Linked DNA regions of Homo sapiens: region 1 is linked to region 2. A link is a contact called in ENCODE Hi-C or POLR2A ChIA-PET data. All regions are on one chromosome and are shown on one strand. Each heading gives the region's core, a stretch centred on a gene start or an enhancer-like site at or near the end of the contact. The rest is flanking DNA. Distances are from core to core; before and after follow the strand shown.

Region 1 (4,581 bases), core at 241-2,740, 41 kb after region 2:
GGCGAATCGCTTGAGGTCAGGAGTTCGAGACCAGCCTGGTCAACATGGTGAAACCCCGTCTCTATTAAAAATACAAAAATTAGCCGGGTGTGGTGGCTTGCTCCCATAATCCCAGCTACTCGGGAAGCTGAGGTGGGAGGATCGCTTGAACCCAGGAGGTGGAGGTTGCAGTGAGCCGAGATATCACACCACTGCACTCCAGCCTGGGTGACAGAGTAAGAATCTGTCTCAAAAAAAAAAAAAAAAAAAAAAGCTATTTAGTGGAGTAGTTCAGATAATAGGTTTGGAGGGTCAAGTGATGTTTAGACATCAGCTCTGCCATTTACTAGCTATGTGACCTTGGGCATGCTACTTAGTTTCTACAAAGCTCCAGCTTTTGTACCTGTAAAATGGAGATGATCATAATATCTACATCCTAAGATGAGCGTTAAAGTGGTAATACACGTAAAGCACAAGGCTCAGTGTCTGGAATGTAATGATAGCTCAATAAACACATGGAAGGGCTACAGTAGTGTTCAATACATGAATAACTAAATGGGGAAGAAGTAGGGAGCAGGCAGGCAAGCTGGGGACCCTTAAGATAAGCATGAGATAAGGGGGAAAGGCCCTCCTAGCTCCTCTATGTCCTTTATTTTATTCCCCTGGTGTCCTGTGCCATAATCCCAGAACCCCATGGGAAGAATCTCTCGTCCTCTTTGTAGTCCCGCCCCTTTGCTGTTTTGGGGTGTGATTTTCTCTGTTCCAGCTACTCCACCCTTGCAATCGCATCTGCTTATAGGCTTCCGGAGGCTTCTCAAAATTCTGATCCACTGATGGCACCATTTTCTTGCTCTCCAGTACTCTTAAGTATTTATTCTATTTCTTAGCTGGGCGCCATGATGCATGCCTGTAATCCCAGCACTTTGGAAGGCCAAGGTAGGCAGATCGCTTGAGGCCAGGTATTCAAGACCAGCCCAGGCAATACAGTTAGACCCCGATCTCTACCAAAAAATAGAAAAAATTAGCTGAGCATGGTGGTGTGTGCCTGGAAGGCTGAGGCAGAAGGATCACTTGAGCCTGGGAGTTCGAGGCTGCAGTGAGCCATGATTTTGCCACTGTACTCCAGCCTGGGTAACAGAGCGAGACCCTGTCTCTCACAAAAAGAAAAGATTTATTCTATTTCTTACTACTTCTATGTCATTTCCAGGAAATGTGGAAGAAGAAGAAATAGAAAATGTCACTTCTCATTCTACCATCTTGAACAAGAATTTCTGTGGACATTCTGAATATTTAAATCCTTTATCTTTCCTTATATGAGAAGAAAATCCAGTGACTGTTTGAAGTCTATTTCTACAGGCATCTCTCTGAGCATCCCTGGTAAGGGAATTTGATTTGCTCTTCTGTGAGTACATTCCTTCCAGCCACGAGGGGAAAACGGTATCGTCCTCAATGAACTCATCATATTCATGAATAGGGCAGTAGTTGTGTCTGCAGGAATTCCTGGAGCTGGGCCAGAAGTGGAGCACATTGTCCACAAGTCCCTGCCAGCCCAGATTTATGGCTGCGGCTCCATTAATAGCCTTTCCTTCAAGCTCCAGTGGTTTGTAAGCTCATCCCAGATCCAGAAGTGTATGTCAAATGCCTACTCTACAGAGCCCTGGAGGAATTAATCATGAATCAAGGAGGGAAGGACTGAGGAGAGCTGAGAGCCACTCACCATCCTTCCAGCCTCCCAAGTGGCAGGAGGAGGCTGGGAGTTTGCTCATGTGTCAAATCCATGTGGTCATATCTCCCCTGTCCCTGTTCTATCTACAGTGATACCTTGAGTCATTCATCCGTCATCCATCATACATCACAATGACGCTTGAGCTTCTTGCCAAAGCCTTCAGCAGATCAAATGCTTGTTAATAAATCTTGAGTGCTCTGCCAGGCACTGTCCTGGGCATTTTACAGAATGTTGTCATTTAATGACTATTTTAAGGGACCCCATGAGGTGGGGATGTTGTTGTTCCATTTTAGAGATGAGAAAACAGATGCAGGAAGGTTCAGTGACTTGCCTGAGGTCATACAGCTATTATGTGACAGAGCAGCCAGGATTCAAACCCAAGCCGTCTGGTTTCAGAGCCCATGATCTATTTTAGAATTAGCATTATGCTGGCTGGGCGCAGTGGCTCACGCCTGTAATCCCAGCACTTTGGGAGGCTGAGGTGGGTGGATCACGAGGTCAGGAGATCGAGACCATCCTGGCCAACATGGTGAAACCCCGTCTCTACTAAAAATACAAAAAAAATTAGCTGGGCGTGGTGTCAGGCGCCTGTAGTCCCAGCTACTCGGGAGGCTGAGGCAGGAGAATGGTGTGAACCCTGGAGGCGGAGCTTGTAGTGAGCCGAGATTGCGCCACTGCACTCCAGCCTGGGCGACAGAGCGAGATTCCGTCTCAAAAAAAAAAAAAAAGAATTAGCATTACCCTTCTAGGCTGTCTCTTCCAGTCTTCCCCAATCATGATGCTCAGCAGGCATAAGAAATCAATCCCTGACCTATTACCCCTGAGGGGGTGGGCGCTCTAGCAGGACTGAACAGATCCCCACCCTCCAATGCTGATCTTGCTGCTTGTGCTGCCAAAGAGCCAGCCTGCCCGCAACAGAGACCAACATGGAGCCCCCAGGATGGAACCACTCCATGTCACTTGGTAGCAACTTAGGTACATACATTGGACTCTTCCAGTTTTGAAGGAGCAGCAATTCATCTTGACCGAATCGGCACCTATTCTGAGTATTGGTTTATCTTTCCTGCCCACAAGGTCTCAGTCACCACCATCACCTGAGGGCTCACACAATGTCTGACCCACTGACAAAGGATCCATCATAACATTGCATGGGACCCAAGGAGCCCATATAGAGTGAAGGAGATGTAGAAGCGGATGTATGGCCTGGAATCCGCTGGTCCTATCATATATTGTGCTATCCTGAAGCTGCTGGCCTAAGAGAGCAATGGAACAGGACTCTGAAGGTGTCACTAAGGTGTCAGCTTGGAGACGATGCCCTGTGACCATGGGGCACTGTCCTCCAGGACACAATACCCACTTAAGTCTATTGCCATTATGATGCTTCATTCCCAGGAGAAAAGATTCATGGGTCTGGAAATTAAGGGGTTGAAGTAAGAGTAGGCTTCACTGTCATCAGTCTCAGTGACCCAGATCAGGGGATTTGTACTTCACATCCTGCAACTTCTGGGCTCGGTGGGTCTAGAGGTCCTGGCTCCCAGGGAGGGAAAGCTTCCACAGGAGACACAGCAAGAGTCTCAGTAGAATGTCTTTTTTGAGATGGAGTCTTGCTCTGTCGCCGAGGCTGGATAGCAGTGGCGCGCTCTCAGCTCACTGCAAACTCCGCCTCCTGGGTTCAAGGGATTCTCCTGCCTCAGCCTCCCAAGTAGCTGGGATTACAGGTGTGTGTCACCACACCCAGCTAATTTTTGTAATTTTAGTAGAGACGGGATTTCACTGTGTCGGCCAGGATGGTCTCGAACTCCTGTCCTCACATGATCCACCTGCCTTGGCCTCCCAAAGTGCTGGGATTACAGACGTGAGCCACCGTGCCCGGACCCATTAGACTTTAAGCAACAGCTGCTACCCAGTAACTTTGGGCTCCTTTGTGTCAAGAAATGAACAGGCAAGAAAAAGAGTCACCGTGGGCTCCTTGGGTCCCATGTCAGAGAAATTGATCCTAACCACCATTAAGACTTAATAAGCCCCATCTATCATAGGGCCACCCAGGTGATATACCAGACATCTCTTGGTAATCTCCTGCTCAATTTTGGTGTTAAATGGACAAGCGCAGCAGCTATGGCCTAAAAGAGGCATGGCGACCAGGGACTCGAATCCCTTAGGCATGAGATCTCAGTCACCCACCCAGGTAAACCGTCTAGATCAGCGAGAGTGCTCGCTGAAGCTGAGAGGAATTTAGAATGGGAAGCAGAGGTGGGAGACATTTGGCCTTTTGGCCAAGGCAACTTCTGCAAGGAACTCAACTGTGAGCTCCATTGGCATCCATTGCAGCCGTGAGACTTTTGCAGAAAAGAGATTATCCAGAATCCTGGAGGAACTGTTCTTAGGCGGGGTGAGCTGATTACAATTATGGGCTGCATAACACATTTGAGTCAACAACAGACCACATATATGATGGTGGTCCCATAAGATTATAATACTGTGGTAATTAATTAACTTATTTATTTTGCAATCTTTTATTGAAGAGTACTGCTTCGTGCAGAGCAGGGCTAACTCATAGGCAGTGCACCCAGAGTTGGCCTATTTTCATTATTCTTTAATAGCGAGGGGGTCTAGCTATGTTGCCCAGGCTGATCTCAGACTCCTGGGCTCAAGGGATCCTCCTGCCTCAGCCTCCCAAAGTGCTGAGATTACAGGTGTAAGGTACCATGCCTGGCCTTTTTTTTTTTTTAATTTAATACTGTGTTTCTACTGTAGGTTTTCTATGTCTAAATGTGTTTAGAGATGCAAATACCATTGTGTTCGAATTGTCTGCAGTATTTAGCACAGCTACATGCTGTACGGGTGTGTAGCCCTGGAGCAATAGGCTATACCGTATA
Region 2 (4,833 bases), core at 1,471-3,970:
AGGCGGGTGGATCACTTGAGGTCAGGAGTTCGAGACCAGCCTGGCCAACATGGTGAAACCCTGTCTCTACTAAAAAGTACAGGTGGGCACCTGTAATCCCAGCTACTCGGGAGGCTGAGACAGGAGAATTGCTTGAACCCGGGAGGCAGAGTTGCAGTGAGCCGAGATCACGCTACTGCACTCCAGCCTGGGCGACAGATCAAGACTCCGTCTCAAAAAACAATAAAAGTCACCATTCAGCCTGACCAAGGAGGGGGCCAGGAAAGAAGTCGGAACCGTGGCCTTCGCTGCTTCAGAAGGGGAGGCCCGTGCTCTGACTTCAGCTTGATTCACTTTGGCCTCAGTCCTCAGTTCCCAGGGGGTAACGGCGTTCTGAGGTTGTCACCTGGTGCAAGACCAGCTGTCCCCAGGGACACATCTGGATCTCTTGGTGCCAACAACGGCAACTCCAGAGGGGGCTGGGTGGGGGCATGTGGCTCCAGTTTGAATGCACCATGTCCATCTGCCAGAGAATCCACTGGTCAGGCTCTAGGGAGGCAAACCGGGGGGCCCCTGCCAGGAAATAGCTGCTCAGACCACACCTAGATCGCCTGCAATTTCAAAGAAGAAAGCCTGGGGCTGTGAGTGTGGGAGAAACCTACTGAACAGGTCCGGTGGGTGGACAGCAGGTGTCACATGGGCCTGAGCCTGGACGGTATCTACAGAGAGATATTTTGGTTGTTCACTGAGGGTTTGGCCGGGTGACTCTGGGTGGTGTCTGATTGGTTGCTGGCATTACCAGACCCTCCTAATATGGGTAGTCTTCCCATGTAGATCCACAGGTTATGAACAAAGCTTTCACCACATATACAGAGAACCCCCTAGAGCAAACATCTCCCCATCCCTGGGTGGACCTCAATGAAGATGAGCAAACTGAGTCAAGACACAAAACCCTGTTGGTCCAGGTCATACTCTTGGGTGAGTTCTTGATGTCGGCAGTGACAATCAGTGCCCCAGTTGGGGCCTGCCAGCCCCCCAAGCTCTGCAGCCTCAAAGACCAGCTCAGTCCCCCATCGGTCACTATTCCTGAGAGCCAGAGTTCGACCTGGTAACACCTGCACCGTGCATTCCTCGGCCGACCATCTCCTGGCCCCACTCCCGGTGGCTGGACTCCTGCAGTCCTCGGCCTTTGGTCTCAATGGGCAAAAAGCAGGAGGCCAGGGCAGCCAGGAGGCAGCAGCCACTGTAAACTGCCAGAGTCAGGTACACAGAGGATTCCAGCATCACCTAGGGGAAGGAGACACGGGTCGGTGAAAGCATCCCTTCTGAAGCACAGACATCGCCAACCATCAAATAGTATTAGTAACATCAGGCCCTCTCGTGATATCTGCTTGCTAAAAAGGATCTGGTGATTCCCTCCTCTCCCCCTTTGTCCCTCTCTCTCCTTGTGACACGCCTGCCCCTCCTTTGCCTTCCTCCATGAGTAAAAGCTTCCTGAGGCCTCACCAGAAGCCAAGCAGATGCTGGTGCCATGCTTGTACAGCCTGCAGAATCGTGAGTCAAATAAATCTCTTCTTTATAAATTACCTGATCTCAAGTATTCTTTTTTTTGTTTTTTGTTTTTTTTGTTTTTTTGAGATGAGTTTCATTCTTGTTGCCCAGACTGGAGTGCAATGGCGCAATCTTGGCTCACCGCAACCTCCGCCTTCAGGGTTCAAGCGATTCTCCTCCCAAGTAGCTGGGATTACAGGCTTCTGCCACCACGCCCGGCTAATTTTGTATTTTTAGTAGAGATGGGGTTTCTCCATGTTGGTCAGGCTGGTCTCGAACTCCTGACCTCAGGTGATCCACCCACCTTGGCCTCCCAAAGTGCTGGGATTGCAGGCATGAGCCAACACGCCCAGCCAGGTATTCCTTGAAATCAACACAAAACGGACCAACACAGATGCCATGCCACAGCCCTATGAGCTAAGTACTTCATCCCCATTTTACAAAGGAGAAAACTGAGGCTCAAAGAGGATAAGTGGTTCCTACCCAAGTTCATACAGATAATAAGGATGGGGCTGGGATTTGAACTTGGGTCTGCTAAGCTTGAGTCTGGGCTCCTTATAACTCTTCTCTCCTCTGGAACAGTGCAGTGCCTGTGCCAACTTCCTAGCTTTTGGCACATGGCAAACAACACGGCAGAGCTGAGTCCCATTTTCTTTTCTTTTGAGATGTAGTCTCGCTCTGTCTCCAGGCTGGAGTGCAGTGGTGCAATCTTGGCTCACTGCAACCTCTGCCTCCCGGGTTCAAGCAATTTTTCTGCCTCAGCCTTTTGAGTAGCTGGGACTACAGGCATATGCCACCATGCCTGGCTAATTCTTTTGTATTTTTAAGAGAGATGGAGTCTCACCAAATTGACCAGGCTGGACTTGAACACCTGACCTCAAGTAATCTGCCCACCTCAGCCTCCCAAAGTGCTGGGATTACAGCTGTGAGCCACCATGCCCAGCCCATTTCTTCATTTGCCAAATGGGCATAGAGTGGTGTCACTTCCTAATGGGAAGAACCTGGCAGCACCTGGCACCGTGGAGGCACATGGTGAGCTCTCAACCAGCATCAGTTAGGAGTGCCACACAACGGCTAAAATCAAAGTAGAATAGAAACACTTGGCTAAACACGTCTTTAAATTCCATTTCTCTGCAATATTCAGACTTGGCAAATCTACAGAAAGCAGATGGGTGGTTGCCAGGAGCCTAGAGGAAGTGGGCAATGAGGAGTGACTGCTTAGTGGATCCAGGGGTTTATTTTGGGGTGATGAGAATGTTTTGGAACTAGATAGAAGCAGTGGTTGCCCAACGCTGTGAATGTGCTGAATGCCACTGAATTGTTCCCTTTAAGATGGTTAATTTTGTTATGTGACGTTTACCTCAATAAAAAAGTGATTCAAACAGAAAAAAACCTGGATTTTCAAAAAGCAAAAAGACTTACTAAGATCCCTAGATACAAATGCTTCATGACACACGAAGAGTTGCAAAATTCTGCAATGACGTCTAATTATCTAATTCAAAAAGCAGGAACTGGCATATTTATTTGTTTTCCACTAAATTTTGTCGGCATACTTGTTTTCTTTCCTTTTTTTTTCTTTTTGAGACAAGGTCTCACTCTATCGCCCAGGCCGGAGTGTAGTGGAGCAATTTTGGCTCATTGCAAACTCTGCCTCCTGGGTTCAAGCAATTTTTGTGCCTCAGCCAGAATTACAGGCACCTGCCACCACACCTAGTTAATTTTTGTATTTTTAGTAGAGATGGGGGTTTCACCATGTTGGCCAGGCTGGTCTCGAACTCCTGACCTGAAGTGATCTGCCCGCCTCAGCCTCCTAAAGGGCTGGGATTACAGGCGTGAGACACAGCACCTGACCCTTCTTTCCTTTTGTTAAAAAAAAAAAAATTTTTTTGGCCAGGCACAGTGGCTCATGCCTGTAATCCCAGCACTTTGGAGGCCGAGGCAGGCAGATCACAAGGTCAAGAGATCGAGACCATCCTGGCCAACGTGGTGAAACCTTGTCTCTACTAAAAATACAGAAATTAGCCAGGCGTGGTGGTGCACGCCTGTAATCCCAGCTACTCGGGAGGCTGAGGCAGGAGAATCGCTTGAACCTGGGAGGCGGAGGTCACAGTGAGCTGAGATCACACCACTGCACTCCAGCCTGGGTGACAAAGCGAGACTCCATCCCAAAAAAAAAAAAAAAAAATCAACTTTTATCATAGATTAAGGGGTCCACTGCAGGTTTGTTACACAGATATATTGCATGATGCTGAAGTTTGGGGGTACAAATGACCCCATCCCCAGGTAGTGAGCCCAGTACCCAATAGGTGGAATTTTCAGCCCATGACTCCCACCCTTCCTTCCCAGTCGAGTGGTCCCCAGTGTCCATTACTCCTATTTTTATGTCTATGTGTATTCAATGTCTAGCTCCCAGAGAACATGCAGTATTTGGTTTTCTGTTCTTGCATTAATTCACTCACAATTGCCCACTTGTTTTCATCCACATTGTTTTTAAGCAAAACATATGGCAGCCCAAGGATTTTCTTCACAGGGAAGACCTGGGTTTGACTCCTGGATTGGCTACTTTCCAGCTGCATGACCTTGAGCATGTCATTTTAGCCCCTGAGCCTCTGTTTTCTCATCTGCAGGCAATATTTCTTCTGTCCTCGGGTGTGTTGTTATGATAAAATGAGCGAATGCAACCCGAGGGCTCTGGGGACAGTCGGCATGTAGTAACTGCTTGCCATGCATGGGGTTTTGTCACCCCCCATCCCTCTGTATTTGGGGGCAGCACCTACCTGGGCGATGAACGGAGTGATGAGAGCACCCACTCTTGCCATGCCGCTGCAGGTGCCCAGGCCGAGGGCCCGCGTTGCCGTGGGGTAGACCTGAAACACAGCAGCCGGATATAGGCATGGGGACATGCAGGTTCCTCCCACCACTCCAGCTCCAAGCTGATAGGACCAACCTCAGGGGCAGGCCGGAAGTCAGGGCAAATCCCTCCAGTGCTGGTGACGCCCTTAAGGGACAGGGATCCTCACCCCAAAGGGCATGGGAGGCTCAACTCAGACCTAGGGCAAGAGGCTGAGCTGCGGGTGGGAACCCAGTAAAGGGGTCCACTCTGTCCTGGGGGGGGCTCCCCAAAGACTCCTCCACCAGGAACTGCCACAAGTTCACAACTCAGGGGTTGCTCTCTACCTTCTTCTCATGCGTTCACCTTGAAGCCTGGGTCACAGGTTTTCAAGGGACTTCATAAAGAGAGAGATGGAAATGTTTACAGTCTCTCAGTTTGTACCCAGTAGGGGCCACGTGCTTTGTTAAGTG

What was found. A loop is a pair of places that touch in the nucleus more often than their neighbours do. ChIA-PET counts read pairs that join two places held with the same protein, here RNA polymerase II (POLR2A). Pooled maps may share reads with other maps.
Region 1: a pooled map shows a loop between it and region 2 (1.9-fold over the local background). The contact joins two enhancer-like sites. A Hi-C loop is called at or near these places in 2 of 168 maps with a recorded cell type or tissue (CD14-positive monocyte and PC-9) and 2 of 50 pooled maps. POLR2A ChIA-PET finds 5 or more read pairs at or near these places in 5 of 52 experiments (B cell, H1, Panc1 and 2 more).

The regions. Positions count from the first base shown.
Region 1 is chr12:108,953,884-108,958,464 of GRCh38, forward strand. The region is part of intron 6 of SVOP (SV2 related protein); the gene reads right to left. Among named protein-coding and RNA genes, the nearest start is that of SVOP, 65 kb to the right of the region's middle. Within about 2 kb of position 1,491, at least 2 of the 41 ENCODE cell types and tissues checked have a DNase peak (open chromatin) inside an H3K27ac peak, as active enhancers do.
Region 2 is chr12:108,911,476-108,916,308 of GRCh38, forward strand. It overlaps SVOP (SV2 related protein), which reads right to left. Exons shown (of 16, transcript NM_018711.5): 15 at 4,308-4,397; 16 at 1-1,266. The coding sequence ends at 1,060. Among named protein-coding and RNA genes, the nearest start is that of DAO, 34 kb to the left of the region's middle. Within about 2 kb of position 2,721, at least 6 of the 41 ENCODE cell types and tissues checked have a DNase peak (open chromatin) inside an H3K27ac peak, as active enhancers do.